2 separate regions of the Mus musculus genome follow, and region 2 is linked to region 1. A link is a loop called in an ENCODE intact Hi-C map of the cell type or tissue named here. Cell type or tissue: left cerebral cortex. All regions are shown on one strand. Each heading gives the region's core, and the rest is flanking DNA. Links, peaks and the distances in the headings are about the cores only. Region 1 holds the start of Brs3 (bombesin-like receptor 3). Region 2 has its middle 17 kb from the start of Map7d3.

Region 1 (2,814 bases), core at 149-2,648:
GGCATTGGGGGGCTGTCGCTCAAGTGGCTTCACGACTGCTTTGTATCTAGAAACACAGAATCACAGCAGAGTTGAAATTAGTGACACATAGGACTTTAGCAATCATTCAGTTCGTTCTTGTCTCCAATCATATAGAACCAACTAGAACTGGATATGGTTCCAAAGACAGAGATTTTATTTATGCCAATCAGCGTGTCCCTTATTCACTCCCATGAGGCATTCCAGATCTATGATTTTGTAATTTTAGAGCAGACTTTTTATTTAGGACATTTTCAGCATGTTTTTCTGTGTGACTTGAGAGTAATTCGCCACCTATGTGTTGCCATAAGTATTCTAAGGAAGTCCTGTATGTATAAGTGACTCATGTTAATCAAATTAATTCTCCTAGAAGAGTAAGTAGTGTTTCTAGACAAGATTTCCAGCAGTAAGAAGCAGAGAGCTCATGTTTTCCCCATTCCTAAGGGCTACTTCATTCCCTAACTTAATGGATCAGTGGAGGAGATTAGGATAACATCAGAAGTTGAGGCCCATGAAATGATGCCTCCTCATTTGGACAGAGACAACTTAAAGCCTGTAGCCTTCATGGGAGTCTGCCCTCAAGAAGAATATAGACCAGTAAAAGCAACAACAGCAGCAGTAGAATAATAGTAATTGTTATAATATTTACACAGAGCAAGCTTTTGCTCCTGCCACATTTCAGTATATAAAGCTAGCCCTGCCAGTACTGCCAGACATTGATTAACTGTGGACTTCTTTCAAAAAATTTAATCTTTGGAGCCTCTTTTTTTTTTCATGCTTTCATGGTTTTTCAGCAATAGATATTCTCTACAGTATAATACAGTATTCAAACTAAACACACCCTACCCCAGAGCCCCAACTCCCTGACAGTGAGATTGTTTCACAGGCTATAGCCACAGGATTTTAAAAGTCCATCAGAAATAACTTATTTCTCTGGGAATGACAATGCCAGCCCATGCTCATGGAGAACACAAACAGAATTCAATGATGACAGGACACTGAATTGCCAGGGAGCTGAAAACCTTACTGTTTACCTCCCGCTAGATAATCTGGGGACTTTCAAATAAATTAGATGCATTTTCTCTCTTTACCGTCCCTCTCGTACGTGGTAATGCATACACGGTCCATTTCCCACCTATATCAATGTTTTCATGTTGACTCTGTTATACCACTAGGCTGCACTAATGTATAAAGCATGAGCATTTTTCTTTGCACCTGCAACAATTTGCCTGACTTAATAAGCTGGAGGAAAATAAAAACACCGTTTGCTATTCTTTCAGGCAAACAATTACATTTCAAAGAAAGGAAACCCCAGCCCAAAGCACATATTTTTCAAGCACTCTTCAGATGCTAACAGAGGCATTTCAACATTTTTACTCTAACTTTTATTTTAAAAGGCTGCTGCTTTTTCAATCTTACATTTAGGTTACAGAGTGTGAGAAAAGCCAACCGGTAGCCAGTAAATGCTAAGCACAAGCTTTTCTTTCTTTCTTTCTTTCTTTTTTTTCCTCTCTCTCTTCCCCTAATTTCACATCCCGGCAAATAGAACAGAGAAAAGAAACTCACCTGTCAGCGCTGAGAATTGTTAGCGTGAACACTGACACACCGACAGAAGTGAGCCGGATGAAGGAAAGCACTTTACAACCGACCTTTCCAAACAGCCATCCTTCTGCCAGGTAGTGGGTTGCATCCACAGGCACACAAGTCAGCAGAAGTAACAGGTCTCCGAAAGCCAGGCTGGTGATGAAAATATTTGGAACTGTTTGCATGGATTTAGTCTTGAAAAAGACTTTGATGAGGATAGCATTTCCGAGGATGCCCACTGAAATGATCCCAGCATAAGTGATATAGATGGCACACAGTGCTTCTATTCCTGGAGAGTTGTCTCCGGTCCATCCTTTATGTGTAGTATCGTTGGAGACGACAGAGCTTGATGTTTCTGTGTCATTTGTAATGGAAATTAAAGTCTGATTAGGTGACTGAGACTGCCTTTGAGACATGTCTCCTGCACACTCTGCCTTCACTACCTCTCCTCTGCTCAGTTCAAATGTAGTTGACTGTCACGTCTAGTGCCTACGTCTAGTAATGAGGTGGTGTCAGGAGAACAGAACAGAACGGAATGGGAAGAAAACCCAAGACATCCGGCTACTCCTTCCCTTTAGTGGTTCTGTGTCTCCCAGCATGCTTGGCTAAGCGCTTACAGATCTGGCACCAGGAAGTGGGAGGTGGAGGGTGGACGAGTCTCATTGGCATTCTCATGACATGAGATGAGAAAAGGGGCTAAAAAAAATGCCCTGTACCTGCTTTCCCCTTTGGAGGGTGGGTAGTCCTTTGGATAATTAGGCTTGTTAAGCCATCTAATTATTTCTTAGAATCTCTTGTATCTTCATTTCTACCCAGCATGGTTTAGATGGACCTTAGTGAATTAAAAAAAAAAAAAAAAAGCCTCACCATCTCCCATCACATAGTGCTCGAATGCACTCTCTTTTATATGACAAATAAGGATAGATGGCCCCAAAGCACAAACTTGAGCCCACTCCTCAAAATTTAATATCAGAGAGACACTGAAGCAACAAATCAGTCACACATTGACAGAGATCATGTCACTTTCCAAAAGCAATAATCCAGTAACCTGGGTTTACCATCTAACTCTGACACATGGTAATTCCCAACCTTCATGTCCCTGGAGCAACCTACAGGTGATGAAATCTCCAAGCAGACCACCGGCCATTTTGTCTCTTAGTGTCTCAATAAAATCAGGTGTTCCATTTGACTGTCTGTTTAAATAGAAATCTT
Region 2 (2,814 bases), core at 265-2,764, 200 kb after region 1:
CTGGTGACACACACCCATAATCGCAGCAACTCTGCAGGCTGACATAGGAGAATATCAAATTTAAGGCCTGCTGGATCTACACCGTGAGTTCAGGGACAGGAAGAATAGTTTAGTGAGACACTGTTGCAACCTAAACGGTGGGAAGCCTAGGGAAGGAAAGGACTGAAGATGCAGTTCAGCTTCTGTGAAAGCCCCAGCCAGTGATCCCCACCATCCCCTAGCCTAGCAGAGAGTGCCTCTTGATGCTTGAAGCTTCCCGCATTTCTGTTTCTTCAGAATCCCTCCCAACCAGAATGGATTCCTTTAAACATGTCCCCAGCGCTGATGCCTCTCTGAGACCCAGGAGCTCCATGTCTTTCCAAGGTGCTTTGGCAAATACCCACTCCCATTCAACCAAACCAGCTTCTCCTACATCAACTATGTGTGACCTCGGTCAAACCAGTGTTCCTCTTCAGCTTCTAGCCCAAGGCCCTAAAAGGTCTCCTTTCGGATGTTCTAACGTCCTGGGAATCTAGCTAGGACATGGGAAGAACACCGTATATGTGGATGCTTGGAGTCTACCTTCCTCTGGCAGCCTCTGAGAATAGCATCTGTAAATCAAACAAACTAACTACTTAGCTACAGACCAGAGTAGGTCTCCTCCCAACCCATTATGCTCAAATGAAAATTTATTGGCTTTAAGCTAATGAAGAAACAGTGAAAGGAAGGCTCAACAGTTAAGAGCACTTACTGCTCTTGCACAGGACCTAGGCTTGTAGGCCTGGTTCCCAACATCAGGTAGCTCACAACTGCCTATAACACCAGTTTTCGGAAATGAGATCTCCTCTTTCGACCTCTGCTGGCACTGGACATGCACGAGCACGCATGCTCTCTCTCTCTCCCTCTCTCTCTCTTTCACACACACACACACACACACACACACACACACACACACTCAAAACATTCACACAAAGTAAATGAACAAATCTTTTTTTAAAAAAGAATTAAAGAAGGGCAGGGCAGTGGTGGCACGGAAGGTGAATTTCTGAGTTCGAGGCCAGCCTGGTCTACAGAGTGAGTTCCAGGACAGCCAGAGATACACAAAGAAACCCTGTCTCGAAAAGAAAAAAAAGCCGGGTAGTGGTGGGGGACTCCTTTAATCTCAGCACTTTGGAGGCAGAGACAGCTGGTTCTCTGGGTTCAAAGCCTCCTGGTCTACAGAGTGAGTTCCAGGACAGCCAATGCTGTACAGAGAAACACACAGGTTTCAAGAAACCCTGTCTCCAAAAAATAAACAAAAATAATGTAAAGAAAATAAAGTAACAGTGTGATGTCTAATATACCAGTGGAATTCCTGAGTTAACTAATTTCTCAACAGTGGGCTGATGGCTGGTGTTTTTCTGTAGACCTAACCAGAGTTGACTTTGCTTGCATGATACATCTTGTCCACTAGGTGGCAGCAACACTCAGTTTTACCAAAGAGCAAGGCCTGGTTTTCTTTTTGTTTTTGTTTGTTGTTGTTGGGTTTTTTGTTTGTTTGTTTGGTTTGGGTTGGGTTGGGTTGGGTTGGGTTAGGTTGCCATTTCCATGATGACCTCTATAACACACCTTCAGGTTTTAAATGTCTACTTTTATTTTCTGAACAGCCAAACATGTTTGGCTCCAATGAAAAGTAGTCACAAATAAATTTCAGATTTCAGAGAGGGGCATCAAGTATAAAGCCAGGCAAGACTGAGACTAACAGCTGGGGATGATCCTTTCATGAATTCGCATAGATGGAAGAGCTGGAGTGGTTTGCCTGATGTAGTTAATGGCTCAAGTCTCTTCCCCTTCAATGCCGGTCTCTTATCCTTAGATAGGGAGACACATCGTTACACATGAAGAGGCTACTCACAAGTAGGCAGTTCTTACACAGGAAGGGACAGTCCACACAGGTAAGTATGTCCCATGCCAGGATGTTTGGTGACATTTCATACCTTGATTTCCTGATAAAGTCTCATACAACACACTCCATATGGATCCTCTCCCCAATAATGGACAGGATGTTCATTTTCAAAATTATAGATTTAAAGAAATAAGAAAGGCACAGTGGGCAGGGGTGTCCAGGTCTGTCCCAGTGTGAAGAGTATCTGATATGAGTTTTTTTTTAATATTTTTTATTATTACATATTTTCCTCATTTACATTTCCAATGCTATCCCAAAAGACCCCCATACCCTCCCCCCCCCACTCCCCTACCCACCCACTCCCACTTTTTGGCCCTGGCGTTCCCCTGTACTGGGGCATATAAAGTTTGTGTGTCCAATGGGCCTCTCTTTGCAGTTATGGCCGACTAGGCCATCTTTTGATACATATGCAGCTAGAGTCAAGAGCTCTGGGATACTGGTTAGTTCATAATGTTGTTGCACCTACAGGGTTGCAGATCTCTTTAGCTCCTTGGGTACTTTCTCTAGCTCCTCCATTGAGGGCCCTGTGCTCCATCCAATAGCTGACTGTGAGCATCTACTTATGTGTTTGCTAGGCCCCGGCCTAGACTGCCATATCCAGGGATCCATCCCATAATTAGCCTCCAAACGATGACACCATAGCATACACTAGCAAGCGTTGGCTGAAAGGACCCTGATATAGCTGATATGAGTTTTAAGGTTCCATGTGTCTGTCTAACCCTGGCTCTCTCCCTTAGGAGAGGAGCGGACAGAGGCTAGCGACTTCTTCAAGCTCTATCCCATTCCATCAGTCACCAACAAAGACACTAGTGAAAAGAGGGTCCTCTAGCAATCACCAGGGACATGCCCCTCAAAATATATATTTTAGAACAGAAACTACTAAGCCCATC

The links. Peaks named below come from ENCODE experiments on the same cell type or tissue, not always from the same donor. Only the 100,000 strongest peaks of a DNase experiment are listed, where the experiment ranks them.
Region 2: it touches region 1 in a loop (3-fold over the local background); 3 of 42 quality-filtered maps call a loop at or near these places.

What each region holds. Positions count from the first base shown.
Region 1 is chrX:57,042,449-57,045,262 of GRCm38, reverse strand. It overlaps Brs3 (bombesin-like receptor 3), which reads right to left and starts at 2,189. Exons shown (of 3, transcript NM_009766.3): 1 at 1,585-2,189; 2 at 1-46. The coding sequence starts at 2,018. In left cerebral cortex, for the core only: a CTCF peak has its summit at 1,163; no DNase peak of the experiment used is centred there.
Region 2 is chrX:56,838,177-56,840,990 of GRCm38, reverse strand. No RefSeq gene overlaps it. Among named protein-coding and RNA genes, the nearest start is that of Map7d3, 17 kb to the right of the region's middle. In left cerebral cortex, for the core only: a CTCF peak has its summit at 1,414 (motif pointing right); a DNase peak (open chromatin) is centred at 1,422.